Linked DNA regions of Homo sapiens: regions 1, 3 and 4 are each linked to region 2. The links are chromatin contacts, found by Hi-C or POLR2A ChIA-PET in ENCODE. All regions are on one chromosome and are shown on one strand. Each heading gives the region's core, a stretch centred on a gene start or an enhancer-like site at or near the end of the contact. The rest is flanking DNA. Distances are from core to core; before and after follow the strand shown. Region 1 has its middle 68 kb from the start of PLEKHG3. Region 2 holds the start of MTHFD1 (methylenetetrahydrofolate dehydrogenase, cyclohydrolase and formyltetrahydrofolate synthetase 1). Region 3 overlaps SYNE2 (spectrin repeat containing nuclear envelope protein 2). Region 4 overlaps ESR2 (estrogen receptor 2).

The links. Hi-C counts contacts between places; a loop is a spot of excess contacts on that map. ChIA-PET counts read pairs that join two places held with the same protein, here RNA polymerase II (POLR2A). Pooled maps may share reads with other maps.
Region 1: a map of head of caudate nucleus shows a loop between it and region 2 (3-fold over the local background). The contact joins the enhancer-like site here to the promoter of MTHFD1 in region 2. A Hi-C loop is called at or near these places in 2 of 168 maps with a recorded cell type or tissue (chondrocyte and head of caudate nucleus) and 9 of 50 pooled maps. POLR2A ChIA-PET finds 5 or more read pairs at or near these places in 6 of 52 experiments (A673, AG04450, HCT116 and 3 more).
Region 3: a loop to region 2 is called in a map with no recorded cell type, with 2.3 times the contacts of the local background. The contact joins the enhancer-like site here to the promoter of MTHFD1 in region 2. A Hi-C loop is called at or near these places in 1 of 37 single-sample maps with no recorded cell type and 1 of 50 pooled maps. POLR2A ChIA-PET finds 5 or more read pairs at or near these places in 2 of 52 experiments (activated CD4-positive, alpha-beta T cell and activated naive CD4-positive, alpha-beta T cell).
Region 4: a map of OCI-LY7 shows a loop between it and region 2 (3-fold over the local background). The contact joins the enhancer-like site here to the promoter of MTHFD1 in region 2. A Hi-C loop is called at or near these places in 1 of 168 maps with a recorded cell type or tissue (OCI-LY7), 2 of 37 single-sample maps with no recorded cell type and 6 of 50 pooled maps. POLR2A ChIA-PET finds 5 or more read pairs at or near these places in 2 of 52 experiments (BJ and H1).

What each region holds. Positions count from the first base shown.
Region 1 is chr14:64,634,069-64,638,642 of GRCh38, forward strand. No RefSeq gene overlaps it. Among named protein-coding and RNA genes, the nearest start is that of PLEKHG3, 68 kb to the right of the region's middle. Within about 2 kb of position 2,157, at least 4 of the 41 ENCODE cell types and tissues checked have a DNase peak (open chromatin) inside an H3K27ac peak, as active enhancers do; they include A673, where a contact is called at or near this core.
Region 2 is chr14:64,385,012-64,389,692 of GRCh38, forward strand. It overlaps MTHFD1 (methylenetetrahydrofolate dehydrogenase, cyclohydrolase and formyltetrahydrofolate synthetase 1), which reads left to right and starts at 3,342. Exons shown (of 28, transcript NM_005956.4): 1 at 3,342-3,457. The coding sequence starts at 3,417. RefSeq lists enhancers at 2,405-2,504, 2,525-2,584, 3,105-3,194.
Region 3 is chr14:64,197,657-64,201,641 of GRCh38, forward strand. The region is part of intron 99 of SYNE2 (spectrin repeat containing nuclear envelope protein 2); the gene reads left to right. Among named protein-coding and RNA genes, the nearest start is that of ESR2, 95 kb to the right of the region's middle. Within about 2 kb of position 2,680, at least 13 of the 41 ENCODE cell types and tissues checked have a DNase peak (open chromatin) inside an H3K27ac peak, as active enhancers do.
Region 4 is chr14:64,233,802-64,238,230 of GRCh38, forward strand. It overlaps ESR2 (estrogen receptor 2), which reads right to left. Exons shown (of 9, transcript NM_001437.3): 8 at 1,169-1,349. It overlaps LOC124903328 (a long non-coding RNA gene), which reads left to right. Exons shown (of 2, transcript XR_007064205.1): 2 at 1,061-1,386. Among named protein-coding and RNA genes, the nearest start is that of ESR2, 58 kb to the right of the region's middle. RefSeq lists enhancers at 1,343-1,402, 2,043-2,312. Within about 2 kb of position 2,175, at least 4 of the 41 ENCODE cell types and tissues checked have a DNase peak (open chromatin) inside an H3K27ac peak, as active enhancers do; they include OCI-LY7, where a contact is called at or near this core.

The sequences.
Region 1 (4,574 bases), core at 907-3,406, 250 kb after region 2:
ATACTTTTGATCGTTAAAGTGAACTTTTTAGAATTTAGAAAAAAAATTATCTACTCAAAACCAAGTCTTCCTTTCAAGAGTAGTGGCCTTAATTTTTTGATCATGCATTCCTAACAACAAAAAAAACTTAAGCACATACATAAATGTATATTTAATATATTTGTGTATGCCATATATATTAATATATACTTGGTTATATATGTATATATGGTAACATGTATATCTGTATATGGTAGATATACATGTAACACTGTATTAATATATTACATGCGTTATAACACATACATCCCAAAATGGACATTTTAAAAGATAAGGTAAAAAATGAAAATAACAATTCTAATATTTGCTTTCTGTCCCCATTGTGCTGTCTTGGGCACACCCCACTTTAGAGACAATTTTTCACTACTATTGTCTTGCAAGGGATTAAAAAAAATGAATTTGGCAACCAAAACTAAGCAGTGAACTGGTTGTTCCCAACAGTATCTCTCTTTCCCTGAAGCATAGAAACCTGTTGATTAAATGAGTGGAGAGCCACAGAGCATCATGATTTAAGTGGAAAGAAAAATATACCCCTTCAATATATTCAAGAATATAAATTCCATTCCATGGAAACCAAATACAATGGGCTGGCCCTGATTGCTAAGGCCTGAGAGCAAAACAGACTTTCTCAGGAAGGAGAGCGGGAAGGAAGAGCCACCAGGAGGTGCACAGGGAACAGGGCAAAGAGTACTGAGTTCTGTGTGTTGGGAATAAAAAAGGACATGCAGTCGGAATCAGGGCTTCACTGTGTTTCCCATGGGCTGAGCAAATCCCCCTTTTGAATAGCATATGGCATTGCTAGTCCACATGGAAGTCCCCATGTCTGAACACCAGTCCTGATTGTAGGTACAGTCATAGGACATCCTTGTACGTATAGCATTTCCCACATGGGAGCATTTGAGAACCCAGGAAGTCAGAGGAATTAACTATAATTCTGTCCTTGCATTTCAATAAAGACCTCGGACAAAGACTGGGGGATTTCCAGCAACTAGTCACTTACCTTAGATTTGTTATGTTGGTTATGTTGCAGTGTGGTCAAGTAGAAAAGCAGAAAGTTCTTGAATCCTGGCTACTGCTTGTAAGTTAGCTGACTTTGGACAAGTTGACTGTGCTAAGCCTTGGTTTCCTGTCCATAAAATGGCCCAATACTAAATAATACAATCTATACATAGTGTCTATCATATCGCATGGCACACAGTAGGCATTTAGCAATCCCCATTAAAGTTAGCCAATAGGCAAAGGACAGACTTAATAAAAGTTTCCCCTCAAATTTCCTAGCATCTCCTACCTGCCTGATGCCTGCCCCTCCAACCAAATCTTGGAGGGGTTAAAGTGGTCTGTTTAAAAAAAAAAAACTTTTTAGGAATGTTTGACTTTTTAATTAACTTTAAAATTAATACAATTTTTGCATAAGAAACGACAATCATTAGGAAAATTACCAATGAGTTTTTTTGTGTTTTGTTTTGAGATGGAGTCTCACTCTGTCACCCAGGCTGGAGTGCAATGGCACAACCTTGGCTCACTGCAACCTCCACCTCCCAGGTTCAAGTGATTCTCTACTTCAGCCTCCAGAGTTGCTGGGATTACAGGCGCCCACCACTATGCCCGGCTAATTTTTGTATTTTTAGTAGAGACGGGGGTTTCACCATGTTGTCCAGGCTGGTCTCAAACTCTTGACCTCAAGCGATCCACCTGCCGCGGTCTCCCAAAGTTCTGGGATTACAGATCTGAGCCACCGTGCCCAGCACCAATGAGCTTCTTACCATGTTTATTTTGAACCATCTCCCCTCCACTTCCATAGTATTTGCATCTGGATTTGATGCGAACTCCCCAATCATGATACATTCACGTTTTTTATATGAAGCTCTTGAAAATCTGACCATCCTCAAAATCAAAAGGAGTGTATGAGGCCAGGTGTGGTGGCTCAGGCCTATAATCCCAGCACTTGGGGAGGCCAGGGTGGGAGATGGCTTGAGTCCAGGAGCCTGAGCAACATAGACCCTGTCTCCACAAAGAAACAAAAACAAAAAAAATTTTTTTTAACTTGAAAAGATGTGTGTCACCCATCCCCAAACCTGGGACTTCAGGCTGTACGGCAGATGGTAGAAGTACTTATGTGAAGGCTGTGGGTGGGAGGAGACACTTCTCACTGCTGCTTGCAGCTGAACCTGCAGTAGCTCCCTACTGGAGGTGCAGGCATAAACCTGGCAAAGCCTCTATTGGGCCTGAAATGTCAGCAAACAGCCGCCACCTGTAGTTACTCGTGTGGGTACCAGCGCTATCCTCAGATGGCCTCTCTCACGGTCTCCCTGGAGGTGTGCTGGGTTCCGGGGGAATCACAGCTGAGCTGAGCCACTGGAGTCGGCTCACCAGATTTGCACAGAGCTGGCCTTCCAGGAAGTGGGGCAGCAAACTGGCAGGTGGGTGACGAGGGTGGCAGGACAGGCGGTTGAAGCTGGGGATTGGAAATAATCCTCCTGGAGGTGTTTCTGGAAGGACAGATCTGTGGTAAGCATCACAGTGAGGGGCTTGGGCAGCCGAGAGCAGCTGGTGATGCGCAGGGAAGGAGGTGCCTGCTCCTATTTCTACTAAAGCCTACTCTGTTTATTTTTACTAAAATGTTTTAAAAATAAAATGTATAAAAAGACGAAGTTTTGAAAATTACAACACAGGCATGGTCTTTCTGCCCCCACGTTTGTCTTCACGTCTCTAGGGCGACCTGTTGGAGGCCCTCGTGGGCTCTGGCGGAGTGAGAAACACTGCCACCTGCTGGGCCTTTTGAGAATGTCAGTGAACTCCGCCCGCCAAACCCAGTTCCAAACCTTCCCCTCAGTTGCAGGTTCCGAGATCTGTGGCAGGCTTTGCCACTGGCCCCAGGAAGGAGTTACTCAGCTGACCAGAATATAGAGATAATCAGCTAGACCTTGTTTTTTACCTTGAAGAGAACTGGATTAAGTGAAAATTTCAATACTTGCCTCCTGAAATAATCTATTTTGTCCTACAATTTTATTGCCTCCATAGAAATGAATACAGCCAAATAGCACTAGATTAGATAAGCAGAACTGTCCTTTAATAGCTTCAGCCTTATCAGCTACGGGACATGGGGCAACCTTCAATTTAGTAGTTATATCTACCACACAGAATTATTTTAAGGATCCAAAAATCTTGGCACATAGTAAATGCTCAATAAATATTAATAGTAGCTCTTATTCTTTTTTATTTTTTGACACGGTCTCATTCTGTTGCCCAGGCTGGAGTGCAGTGGCACAATTATAGCTCACTGGAGTCTTGAATTCCCAGGCTCAATTAATCCTCCCACTTTAGCCTCTTGAGTAGCTGGGACTAAATCGTGCCTCGCTAATTTTTGTATTTTTTGTAAAAACGGGGTGTCGCCATGTTGCCCAGGCTGGTCTCCAACTCCTGGGTTCAAGCTATCATCTGCCTTGCCCTCCCAAAGTGCTGGGATTACAGACATGAGCCATGGCACCTGGTTTTATTATTCTTAATTTGGTTCTAAAATACTATATAATCTAAGAAGATGGTAATATTAACCCATTATTAACCTAATATTTGGTCAGGGAGTGTATTTTAGATAAGCCTCTTTGTTCTCTTTGGCTAGGGTTCGGTCCTAAGTGAGGCATAGATCATGGGAATATTCTATGATGATGGAAATGGGCTATGCCAGCCCTACCCACTCTGTTATGCAGGGTCATCCTGCTCTACCATTCTCATTTTCTCGAAAAACAAAAAAAGAAACCAAAAAAGCACACACACATTGCAACATACACCAAGAACTCTGACCAGAATGTGCTGACCAGAAAAACTACAGCTGACACGTGGAGGAGAGGAGATAAAGGCTGTGAGGATTTCTTTTTTTCTTGAACCCCGGAAGGCCAATGTGTCTGGGCACGTTTACTTCTGGCCTTAGAATTTTAATGTAAGCCACTAATTAAAGTTCAGATGTGATTCACCAGCACATTAAAACAAAACAAAACAAAAACCCCTAATATATTGAAACAAGTGAGAGGAGGGTGGATGATGAGAAATTACTTAATGGGCACGATATACATTATTCTGGTGATGAATGCATTGAAGCCCAGACTTCACCACTAACAAGATACCCATGTAAGAAAATTGCATTTGTCACAGCCATAAAAAAGAACGAAGTCATTTCCTTTGCAGCAACATGGCTGCAGCTGGAGGCCATTATCCTAACGCATAGGAATTAATGCAGGAAGAGAAGAGCAAATACTGCATGTTCTCACTTATAAATGGGAGCTAAACATTCCACTCTCATGGACATAGAGATGGCAAAAATAGACACTGGGGGCTGGGTGCGGTGGCTCATGCCTGTAATCCCGGCATTTTGGGAGACTGAGGCAGGCAGATCACCTGAGGTCAGGAGTTCAAGACCACCCTGGCCAACATGGTGAAACCCATCTCTACAAAAATTAGCCGCGCATGATGGCGGGTGCCTGTAATCCCAGCTACTTGGGAGGCTGAGGCAGGAGAATAGCTTGAACCCAGGAGGCAGA
Region 2 (4,681 bases), core at 2,092-4,591:
CTCGCTCTGTCTCCCAGGCTGGAGTGCAGTGGCGTGATCTCGGCTCACTGCAACCTCTGCCTCCTAGGTTCAAGGGATTCTCCTGCCTCGGCCTCCCGAGTAGCTGGGATTACAGGTGCCAGCCATCACGCCCAGCTAATTTTTGTATTTTTAGTAGAGACGGGGTTTCACTGTGTTGGCCAAGTTGGTCTCAAACTCCTGACCTCAGCTGATCCACCCACCTCGGCCTCCAAAATGCTCGGATTACAGGCAAATTTTTTAATTTTTATTTTTGTAGAGACAGGGTCTTGCTATGTTGCTAAGGCTGTTCTACAAACTCCTGGATTCAAGTGATCTTCCTGTATTTGGTCTCCCAAAGTGCTGGGATTAGTAAAGGTGTAGCCACAGCTCCCAGCTGGACTCTCCTTTTCAATCTTCCCTCTTGGTTCCTCCTGTCTCCTTGCATTCTGAACACTGAAAGGTTCTAGGTGTCAGTCTTTGGTCCTCTCTCTACCTACAATACCCTTGGTTGGATCTCATTCAATCCCATGGATTTAAATATCTTCTCTCCATTTGGATGTCTAAGAGAAATCTAAAAATGTCTAAAGCCGAATTCATAATCTTAACCCCAAAACCTAGTCCTACATTTTACTTTATTTCAACTCAGCGAATGGCAATTCCATCTTTCCAGTTGCTCAGAGCAAATCCCTGCTTTCTTTCTTTTACATTCCAAGTTCCTCTCTTCATTAAGGTTTCTGCTGAAGTCAGATGCCCAAAGAAATCTCTTACCACATTTCTGAGACAAAACTTTCCCACCTCCCAGCATCACTGCCTATCCTCTTAGCTTGCCTATTTTTAAAATATAGCATGTCATAATCTCTAAAATTAGCCTATGTATTTCTTTAACTTGATCGTTGTCTCCTCCACCAGAATATGAGCTGAGAGCAGAAACTTTGCTGGTTCACTAGGGTATCTCTAGCATCTATAGCAGTGCTGTTGGCATAGTGGCCACTCAATAATTATTTGCTCCATGAATGAACGATTTATGCAACTCATACATAGATAACTGTCAAAAACCAGGCTGTTGAGATGGCAAAGGCAGTAGATTTAGAGAAGAAACATCAGGTTTGGGGCCTATACCAGCCACAGCTATGCAGCTTTGGGTATTATCCTTCAAAGTCTATCCCTCTGTAAAACGGGATTTCTGCCATCTTCCTCAACAAATAAGAAAGCTGGAATAGTCAATACCTATTTGATAGTATAAGACAAAAGATTCACTATCTGCAATTTACCAGAAACATTTCCTTCAATTTTCTTCTTAATTTCACTTGTTTAGGTACAACACAATATGAGACAATGTGTTTTAGGGTTATTATTATAATGACATTATATTACTAAGTCTGTGCCTTTAACATATCACTTGTGCAAACTTTAAGAATAGTAACTTTAAGGCCACGCACGGTGGCTCATGCCCATTATCCCAGCATTTTGGGAGGCCAAGGGAGACTAATCCCTTGAGATCTAGACCAGTCTGGTCAACATAGTGAAACCCCAACTCTACCAAAAATAGAAAAATTAGCCGGCGTGGTGGCATGCACCTGTGGTCCAAGCTACTCGGGGGGCTGAGGTGGGAGGATCATTTGAACCCGGGAGGCAGAGGCTACAAAGAGCGGAGATCATGCCACTGCACTCCACCCTGAGCGACATAGCGAGACTCCGTCTCAAAAACAAAAAAACATATATTAGAAATAATTACCAGAAATAGAAAATCACAAGAGATTATCTAATCCCGTATATGGGGCTACTATAAATAACCTCAGAATTTAGAAATAAGAAAAAAATATTAAAAGCCCCAAAATTAATAAAAAATCAGTTTTAGGCCAGGTGCGGTGGCTCACGCCTGTAATCCCAGCACTCTGGGAGGCCGAGGCGGGTGGATCACGAGGTCAGGAGTTCAAGACCAGCCTAGCCAAGATGGTGAAACCCCGTCTCTACTAAAAATACAAAAATTAGCCGGGCGTGGTGGCGGGCTAATTAGGTGGTGCCTGTAATCCCAGCTACTCGGGAGGCTGAGGCAGAGAACTGCTTGAACCCGGGAAGCGGAGGTTGCAGTGAGCCAAAATCGTGCCACTGCACTCCAGCCTGGGCGACAGAATGAGACTCCGTCTCAAACAAACAAACAAAAAAAGTTTTAGATGAGCTCTGCCAGTAGTAAACGGCTTGTAAAAGAAACCCGGTATCTGGTCAAGTCCTAAGTGACCTGAACCACGCATCTTCAGGACTCTACTGGGATGACTGTAACCTGAACGCGGTTCCTAGAGCAGAGCAAGCATATTCCTTGGACTCAGTAACACAAGGGGCCAGTCCTCTCCAGCATCCCAGCTGCCACCGCCCTGTCAGGCTCCCCAGGCAATTGTCCATCTTACTCCTTCTCCAGCGTGGACGCTTAAGGGGAGGGAGCATCCCTCCTCGAGGGTCAACTGGCATGTAGCTTACGAAGACCGCGTGAGTTCTCCAACCCCAGACTTGCTGCGGGGCGGGGACGTGGGGGTGACAAAATCCAGACTACGACCCTCCATGAGCCCTGGCAACCCCGGGGTGACCCCAACACCGATGAGGCCACGCGCGCTCCAGCTCTGACACTCCTTCCAGATCGGCGGGGCCTGAAACAGCGGGCTAAGCTTCACCTACGGCTGAGCGTCAGATTCAGCTGAGGAGATTCTAAAAGCGCTATGCTGGGCCCAGACCCAGGCCCTCCAGAGCAGAACGCGGAGGGGCCCGACCCCAGTCTGGTGGCGTAGGTGTGTGACAAAGTATGAGGGCGCGCCAAGCTCTCCAGTTCCACATCTGCTGTCGAGTCCAGCGCCTGCCACGCTCCCGTGCGGGGACCCGCCCAAAACTCCCTGGAAGCCAGGCGATTCAGACCCCGCCACCGCGTCCCCAGAGACTGGGCGGAAACCGGAGACTCGCCTCCCGAACCCGCGAAACTATCTCCCGCGAGACTGCCCCGCCCCAACCCCGCCCCGCAACTCTACTCCCTGATTGGCTGGAATTACGGCCGGATTCCGGAGTCCTTTCCAGCTCCCTCTTCGGCCGGGTTTCCCGCCGAATACAAAGGCGCACTGTGAACTGGCTCTTTCTTTCCGCCAATCATTTCCGCCAGCCATTCATCACCGATTTTCTTCATCTTCCCCTCCCTCTTCCGTCCCGCAGTCCCCGACCTGTTAGCTCTCGGTTAGTTAAGGGACTCGGGTCCTTCCGAACTGCGCATGCGCCACCGCGTCTGCAGGGGGAGAAGCGGGCAGGGGCGCAGGCGCAGTAGTGTGATCCCCTGGCCAGTCCCTAAGCACGTGGGTTGGGTTGTCCTGCTTGGCTGCGGAGGGAGTGGAACCTCGATATTGGTGGTGTCCATCGTGGGCAGCGGACTAATAAAGGCCATGGCGCCAGCAGAAATCCTGAACGGGAAGGAGATCTCCGCGTAAGCACCTGACATTGTTGTTGAGTGTGGGGCTGTGGACGAGGGCTCTGAGGGTGTGCAGGTCCCCCGGACCCATTTTTTGCGGGAGGGACACTTGTAGCGGAAGAGTTAGGCCCATAACACCTGAAGACCTGCAGCCAAAGAAAGAGAACCCGGGCACAACCTGCGTTTGCAAGTGGACTGCCTAGTGGCTGTAGCCGCTGGCTCCTGTGCTTCGGGGAAAAGTCCTGTGCCGACTATGCTCCCAAACGCGCAGCTGCTGGTGACTTTCTGCCGGGAGAGTGGGTAGTTGCGGCTTCCTGGAGCCCCCCTAGTCAGAACTCAGAAATCCAATCTACTTAATTCCCGTTAATTTGGAGGTGAGTAGATGGAGACTAGTGAGGTGACAAGGCTTGACAAGACTACAAGGCTGATAATGACAGAGGGTCCTTCCAGCTCATAGCTTTTCCCACTATACCATAGTCTTATCATACGCTAAGTGAAATCTAATACATTTTTCCTTTCTCTTCAATCTCGTGCTTCTCTCTAACAGCCATCTCTCTGCCCTGGTCCTAGAGTTACTTGAAACGTAATTTGGCTCCTGAGTCCTGAGAATATTCTGCATTCCACTTGACCTCTGCCTGTTCTACCCTTGCGGGACATCTGAATGCTTAATTAGTGGGTATCGTTGCCAGCTTTACTCCCAGGAAGTAACACTGGCTGCTTTTTGTCTGGGAGGTGACTGGTGAGGAAAAATGAGAGTAGAAGGAAGAGGGAAAAATATATTCCCTCTAGTAGATGAAGGAGGGAAAGATATATTCTGTGTGACCTTACTGAGTTTGCTCTTGGGACCTTTCACATCACCCGTTATGTAAGTAACTGTTGCCAGCCACAGCAGTTACTAAATTGTAATTGTCCTGTAACTCCTAACTTTGTAATAGGTTTTTGAGTGAATTACAAAGTCATCGGTGGTGAAAAGTCCGGGCCCAGTGGCTCATGCCTGTAATCCCAGCACTTTGGGAGGCCGAGGTGGGTGGATCACCTGAGGTCTGGAGTTCAAGACCAGCCTATCCAAAATGGTGAAACCCCATCTCTACTAAAAATACAAAAAATTAGCCGAGTGTGGTGGCAGGCATCTGTAATCCCAGCTACTTGGGAGGCTGAGGCAGGAGAATCACTTGAACCTGGGGGGCAGAGGTTGCAGTGAGCTGAGATGCGCCATTGCACTCCAGCCTGGGCAACAAG
Region 3 (3,985 bases), core at 1,430-3,929, 190 kb before region 2:
TTTTATAATTTAACTGTAGACTCCTGAGCACAGAGGATAGGACTAAATGGTAAATTATTCCATATGTATAAATTTGACATGTAAAGCCTTCATCATACATTGTTAAGGCTTAGGCTTGGTATATAGAATGTTGCTAACCTGACTTGATTTTGTTTGTTTGGAAGGAGAGCAGTGTTCATCAATGTTATATTCTCATCCATTGCTAGTTAAAAGAAAAACTTTATTTGCCTTGATTGTTTTCTGCATTTTTACCCATAATCACTGCAAAAGAACTCTTCTAATTTAAAGCGGCTCTTAGGCATAATTCTTTTGTTTGGTTTCATAGAAAACATTTTGCTTTTGTTCAGGTCTCCCAATAAAGAGCCTATGCAGGTGGAAGACTTCGCTTTTGTACCTAAAAATTTTGTTTTTCTGATTCTCATAACTGGAATTTAATTCAGGAAATCATGCTGCTTTTTCCTGGAGAAAGGTTATTTGTTGAAATGTCTATGTGAGAAATGTTAAGAGCACCTGGGTCAAAACCTGGGCAAGTGCAGAGATGGTGGCCACGGCAGCAAAGCGCTCAGGTGGTTGATGTCAGGCAGTGTTGTGGTTGCTTCTGTGTGCCAGCAGTCTGGTTTCTGAATAGGTTTTCTCATTTCCAGATATTAACTTGAGATTTTAAATTTTTCAAGAGTAGTGTTAACAAGGCCCAACAATGTGGAGGTCAGTTGCCTGGGTTGGCAAAAGACAAATACTTCCTGACCTGGGACAGGTGATAATTAGATTACAGTGTCTGTACAGAACAGAACGATACACGCTCAGCAGTGCACCTGATGAGTCCCAGGGTAAGTTGTTACCTGATGATCAGAGGAACAACATTTAGATTCCCAGGCATTTGGAGGTATTAGGCCTCTGGATGGAGTTTGGGATATACCGGCTAAATCCTGGCTGGATGAGTGCTTTGTCACTTGGTGACCTTCTTTTCCTTCCCTCCCACCTTCCCCCCCTCTTTAACTTGCACTAAGTATGCCTGTGATGTGAATGTCCGTCACTGCTTCATTGGCCCTGTGTGAAACCAGGGCTGAGGAGCACGAGTGGCTCCTAGGCTGGCAGCACACTGCTTTGTGGCAGAAGGGCTCTGATATGCTCTGGTCTTTACCTCTTTTCTTTAAAAATCTAATTTGGCCACCTCTTTATGAAGAAGACAAATCAGACAAATTGGAAGGTATGAGTGAACATCATTTACTCCTTCAACAGCTATTATTGAGCAACTCCTATGTTGTATTACAGTGTCAACATTACATCTAAATTAGGTGATGACCTCTCTGGGAAGAAGTCCTATCTTCCAGCTATCTCTGAATCCTCAGGGTCTGTGCAGGATCCAAGACAAGGCAAATGGTTAAGTGTTTACTGAAAGAAAATCATGGAGGGGAAACGTGGGCAGCATGTATTGAGCCTTCCAGCCTCCTCCCCAGGCACCTGCTAAGAGCCCAGGTTGTAGCATCTACTATATCAGCTCCTACCCCTCAGTGTATCCTGAGCTATGAGTCCAGACTTCTGGTCATGTTCTCTGACTGCAGCAAAATGATCCTGTATCTCCAGTATGTGCATGTTAGTGTGTGTGGGATTATGTGAGAGGATGGGTAGTGCTTAAGAACAGCAGCTCCAGACCAGACTACCCAGGTTAGAATCCTGCTTCCGCTATTGACCATGTGACTTGGGCAAGCTCTTTACTCTCTGTGCCTCGGTTTCCTCATCTGTCAAGTAGGGATAATAATACTACCTATCTCCTAGCATTGTTATGAAGAGGAAATGATGCCTGTAATCCTAGCGCTTTGGGAGGTTGAGGCAGGTGGATCACTTGAGGTCAGGAGTTCGAGACCAGCCTGGCCAACATGGGGAAACCCTGTCTCTAGTAAAAATACAAAAATTAGCTGAGCATGGTGGCAGGTGCCTGTAATCCCAGCTACTCAGGAGTCTGAGGCAGGAGAATCACTTGAACCTGGGAGGCGGAGGTTGCAGCGAGCCCATGTCGCAGCACTGCACTCCAGCGTAGGCGATAGAGACTCTGTCTCAAAAAAAAAAAAAAAAAAAAAAAGTACATGAGTTGCTAACATGGAGCACAACAGGCCTAGCACATGTGGCCATCAGCGTGGGATATAGATGTTTTATTTTAATAATTAAGTTTATAATTTTAAAGCATACACATTGTAGAAATTTTAAAAGAATGGGATGACAGTAGACAGTCTCATATTTTATTCCTACACCCCATTGGTTTGTTCTGAGCACCCCATTTTGGATACCACAGCCCTGGGGAAACCAAGCAAATTATTCCCCCACCTTCTCCATACCCCCTCTGCGTGTTGCACACCTAACCCCCAGGGTTAACAGTTCAAGATCACCACAGTCCTGTGGATCTGTACCCAGGCTGTTGTGTTGCTAGTTAGCTCCTTTCATTTAACCAGTTGAATTCTTCCGGTGTGTTAATTGCTTTAAGTTAGAAGAGAGGAAACAAGGAAAAAGAAAAATATATATAAATAAATACTTGGATTCTAGCCCTCTTCTTTTCAAAATAAGAAAGAGGCTGAGATTCTTAGGGTGGAATAGGGTCAGGGGCTAGATGAAGGCCGTGGGAGATTTCATTCTGGGAAGAGGGAGAAGTGGGGAGGGCAGGAGAGCTGTGCAGAGGTCACGAGCCTGAGCCCTTCCCCCACCCCCGGGAAGCTCTCGTGGCTGGGCCTCTTCTCCAGCAGAGCCTTCCAGGAGGGCAGTCCCTCAGGAACTGCCTGGAGGACTCCTTGTCCCACAGTGCCAGGGGTTCTCAGCTACCCTGGTAGTTGTCTGGAGTGTTCTTTTTGGAACCAGGGCAATCAAGGTGGCAAGATACTGGGGTGAGGAGGGTGTACCTCTGAAGCCATAGGAATGAAGGCAGGATCTAGGTTACAGCTGTATCCAGGCCTGGTCCTGGATTCTGTTACTTTCTTTTTAATAAATCATCTGTGGCTTTGAAGGGAACGTATCCTTGTGGTGTTTGCAGTAAGAATGTAATTTGGAAAACATGGCTCCTTGAAACTTATCACAACTGTAAGTTGCTGGGCATTTATCTCCGAGGCATTCTGCCTTTCACATGTTATATCTCATTCAGTCCCCTCAGCTACCCAGTGAAGGAAGGTACTACTGTTAACACCATTTTATAGATGGCATTAAACATGGCCAGGACGCAAACCCAGGCCCTGACCACAGAGTCTGTGTTCTTCCACCTCCAGACCACATGTCCTTCTTCCAAGCTTGCCCTTGAGAATAAAACACTGATGAAAGAACTTTGTGAGGTCCAATGCCTTGTAAATAAAGCGTGATTGTAGCATCATGTGGTCCAGCATTCACTCTGTGCAGCTGACTTTACATGCAGCCTCTTATTTCAAGCTCACCGCCACCTGCAAGGTGGATAATTTTACAGATCATGAAGAAACTCAGAGTCAGCGGTTAGGTACATTGCAGGGTGCAGAGCTCTTAGATGGGAGAATGGAACTTGGGCCCAGGTCTGCTTGCCTCTGGAGTTCCGGCCCTCACCTCACCCGATGCTACCACTTCCCTGAAGCTTAAGCAGCTTTGCGGGTGTACTTGAAATAAGGGGGCTGAGGTGAAAGGACTTTCACTAAATCTTAAAAGTAGCTGGTAATGGAACTAGAAGTCAGTCCCATGGAAGTGCCTGTCCGTATTTGTCCATTCACCAAGCATTTGTGGAGAGCTTCCTGCCCACCAGGCCCTGTGGGAGGTGCTGTGAGTGCGGCGGAAACTGGCCGGCTGCAGCCTGGCCATGGCACTCCCTGTCCTGGTGGGTGCACAGTGTCTGAGAGAGTGCAAGGTTAGAGGCAGAGTGGCCCCTGAATGCTTGAGGTACAGAGATCAAGGGGCTGAACCGGTTTTTCAGGGTAGGGCAGGGACTATTGAAGGCTTTGAGCGTGGATCAGACTTGCCTTCTAGAACTTACTTACACTTTGGC
Region 4 (4,429 bases), core at 925-3,424, 150 kb before region 2:
CGAGCAAAGCTTAACACATACTTTCTCCATAAGGCACATCACAGCTTTTTCACACCGAGGAACACTAGACAGGTCTTCAGCACCACACCAGGGGGGCATTTTAAACAGTGAAGTCACCAAAAGCACAAAAATGTAAAACCATGGCACTAAGTAGACCAAGTAAAGGACACTTGTTGACAGTATGAGAGCAGCTGCTTGTTCCATCTCAGCTGGGACTGTACATAAAGGGCAACTCAAAATTTCTGCCACTCTGTTCATGACCTCAAAAACACCACAAATATTGATTTTGGGGTTACAAATAAATTTTAGCAAGCAGATAAATTCACAATGAAGGAATCTACAAACACAGGATCTGTTCTGCAAATGGCTATGTGCTGAGCAATCATTAAAGGGGAAAGGCAGAGGTCTTCATCTCACTTAAGATTCTCGAGGTGTATATTGTCCTTCTCCACAGCCTCTAGACTTGCCTCCTCAGTGACCAGTTAATTACCTTCCACCCTCCCCTCCCCTCCTCCAGCTCCAGGGCAAGGCTACCCTCATCGTGGGTGACACCAAGCACTGAGCATCATTGTACCAACAGTAGCCACCACTGCACACCCTCTTCATCAGCACACACAATTACGTTTCCTGATCAGAAACATGCCCTACCTACAGCCCTGCCTTCCTAAATCTGCTGGGTCCACCACTTCTCTTAAGTCTTATCCTTAATTTCCTGATGCCACCGAAAGAACAACTCTTAGGGAAGCATTTGTGCACTTCTTCGCATCACCAGCTCGAGGGGCCATCTAGGGGAGCGGGTCTTAGCCTCTCCACAAAAAGTGGCCTCAGGGCCTCAGCCCTGGGTGGTGTAAACAGGGGTGGCAGTTCGTGTTAGGGGAGGAACTGCCCCTTTTAGGACTCCATAAACAGGCTATAAACCCCAGCAATTGAAAAACCCATGAGCCACCACTGGCTGCCATGCAGAGCCTGTAAGATACCACATGACATTCCTTCCATGCCCACTCTGTGCCCATCTTTGCTTACAGGTGTGTGAACTGACAAATTCCCCATTCCCTTTCAGGCATTCATTTTCCTTAACTTGCAGACACTTTTCCCAAATCACTTCACCCTCCGTGGAGCACATAATCCCATCCCAAGCCCAAGCAGAGCAGCTCCTTAGGGCGCGTACCTCGCATGCCTGACGTGGGACAGGAGCATCAGGAGGTTAGCCAGGCGCATGGATTGCTGCTGGGAGGAGATGCCGCTCTTGGCAATCACCCAAACCAAAGCATCGGTCACGGCGTTCAGCAAGTGAGCCAGCTTCCGGCTGCTGTCAGCATCCTGGGTCGCTGTGACCAGAGGGTACATACCTGGACAAAGAATAAAAGCCAGAAGTCATTGCTCTGAGCAAAGGAGCAGAAGTCGTGTGCTCAGCTGTTCCGTGCGCCTGCTCCGAGGTGATCTGGGTTGCTTTGACAGCTGCATGTGTGGCAGGAGCTTATAAGCATGGTCTTACCTCCCCCAGGGGATCTTCCCTGAGAGCCAGCCCCGTCACAGAGCTAGAAGAGAAGCCTGGCCTAATGCAGACAGACTAAATTGCCACCTGAAGTGTCCACCAGGCCCATAATTGTGGCCTTGCCGTGGCGAGTATATCTAGTCTCCCGAAATCATTACGTGGTGTTTCTCATCTGCAGCAACAGATACAGAGATGGTCAGAAAGTGAGATTAATTCTACTTTTAGCCCCACGGAGGGCTCCCCATCTAAAGGGAGTTTAATAAACAAAGGAATGGCCAATGTGATGAAGCCTCCTCTGCCACCTCCTTGTGTGTACCACGTGCCGCAGCCAGCCATGGCAGGGCCCCTGCTACCACCTCTGCATCTCGCTTGAGTGGCACCTGGCTGGGGCAGGAAGACCACTGATTTGGAGTCAGACAGACCTACTTTCTAGCCACCATCTGGAGCTCTCTGAGCCTCAGTTCCTCACTGAGCAACGCATGCAGGAACACATCTGCTTAGGTCCCCACAGCCACGTCCTGGGTAGGCTGCCTCCCCCATCCTGCCCTGCCCTGTGTTTAACTCCCCTCCAACTCTAGGATTGAGATACTGTGGCATCCCAATGGCAGCAAAGTAACAGCTCAGATAAATCTCCTCCCCCCGACCCCTGCCTGACTCCTTGATTCCCTTTAATAATTAGCTTCTCTTCCAGGCTTTCCATTTCAAAGCAAGAATAAATATGTGAAATCAACCAGGGAGCTGCTGAGTCTTGGCTGTCATGAGACTGATGATGGCTGGTGCTCCAGCAACCACAGAATTTGTTTTGGCAGTTTTTGTTCTCTATTTTTATTGGCACTTTCAGTTCAATTAAGGCAGCTCAATTCAACTAAGTTTAACTCAGGTAAGGCAAGGGACATTCTGAAGCACAATTACGTAAGTGTAGTGCTTTGCCACATCCCTAGGGACCTCCATAATGTCTGATGATACGAATTTAAAATATTCATCTTTTCAATAGCCCTGAAGCTGCTTCTCCAATCCCTGTGCTCACTTTGTTCTCCACATTGGTTCTTCCAGAATCCCCCCACAGCCTCAAACCTCCCACTGTCGCCCCAGAGATGACTTGCCCTCCCACCGCAGGGGAAACAAGACCCCACCCTTGGCCCCGTGTGTCCCCTTCTGAGAGGCCAAAAAGCAGATCTGCTCATGGGGCTCCGTTTAATGACTTCCCAGCTCATAGGATAGAGTCCAAACCACCTGGTGCAGCTATCAGAGGTACCAGGGCCCTCCCCGCTTCTCTCATCTGCAGTTCCCACCACACCTCGCCTTGAGTCCCCCTCTCAACTCCCTGAATGTGTGGTGCTCCGAACATGCTCAACTTGCTGCTTGGAAACTCTCTCCTTCCTCTTTCTCTACCCTGATTCTTTTGCTCATTTATACCCATTCCTCCTGTAGATTCCAACCTGGTCAGAAATTCCTTCTGGAAGCTTCCCCCAACCTCCCTACCATCCCACCCTAAGTCTGGTCTGAGGTGTCCCCTGATACTCTGACAGTGCCCTGTTCATCCTCAGCAGAGACACCATGTTGCCCCACATGCTGGATGTCTGCCTTGTCCCCACACACACCCCACAGCCACCCTTCTGCCCTCAGCAAGACTGGACATGAGTGCTTTGAGGGCACAGACCTTTTTTTTTTTTTCTTTTCTTGAGACAGAGTCTCACTCTGTCACCCAGCCTGGAGTGCAGTGGTACAATCTCAGCTCACTGCAACCTCCGCCTCCCGGTTTCAAGCAATTCTCCTGCCTCAGCCTCCTTAGTAGCTGGGATTACAGGCATGCGCCACCATGCCCAGCAAATTTTTTGTATTTTCAGTAGAGACAGTGTTTCACCATGCTGGCCAGGCTGGTCTCAAACTCCTGACCTCGCAATCCGCCTGCCTCAGCCTCCCAAAGTGCTGGGATTACAAGCGTGAGCCACTGTGCCCGGCCAGACCCTTATTTTTTTTAGCCAAACACACATCATATTTGAAATGGTAAATATGCATGCTAATGTATGTTTTAGGTACACACAGAAAATTATCAAAAGTACAGAGAAAATTATTTCAAGCTTACTTTCCCTAAAATTAACCCCATCTGCATAAACAAGTACTTCCTTTTAACTACCCCGTAGTGTGTTCAGCTGCATGACATGTGCTCCATGGACTTCCGCTGCCATCAAGCAATACTATGTCTGGGAATTCCAAAAGGAGCCAAAATTGTGTGCCTGTACATGTCTCAGTTCAAAGTGACAAAGATTGAAAATATAAAAACAAATCCTCAGATTATAAACAAATGTTCATAGCAGCATAACTCAGCCTAAAAGTGGAATGTCCACTAACTGACGAATGGCTCAACAAAATGTGGTCTATCCATACAGTGGAATAGTATTCAGCTACGAAAAGGAATGAGGTACTGATACAGATGAACCTTGAAAACATCAGGCTAAGCAAAATAAGCCAGACACAAAGGACCACATGTTGTATGATTCCATTTATAATAAAATGTCTAGAATAGGCAAATCCATAGAGTCAGAAAAGCAAATTAGTGGTTGCCTAGGGCTGTGGGTGGGATAGGGAGTGGGAAATGATGGCTAAGAAGCATGGGGTTTCTTTTCAGGTGATGAAAATGTTCTAAAATTGATGGTGGTGATGGTTGCACCACATACCGTGAATAAACTAAAAACATTGAACTGTATACTTAATATGGATAAATTATATGGTAAATGAATTATATCACAATAAAGCTGTTACTAAAAATAATAGTAATAATAATAATAAAAGAACGCCTCAGAACCAAAGTTACAATAACATAAATTCCCTGGGCTGTGTGCAACGAAGTTTCCCCTCAGAGAACACGTATGTGTCATTGTGTTACCCACTTCACGAACCACAGTCATTGCCAAGGCCAGACCCTGGGCCTTC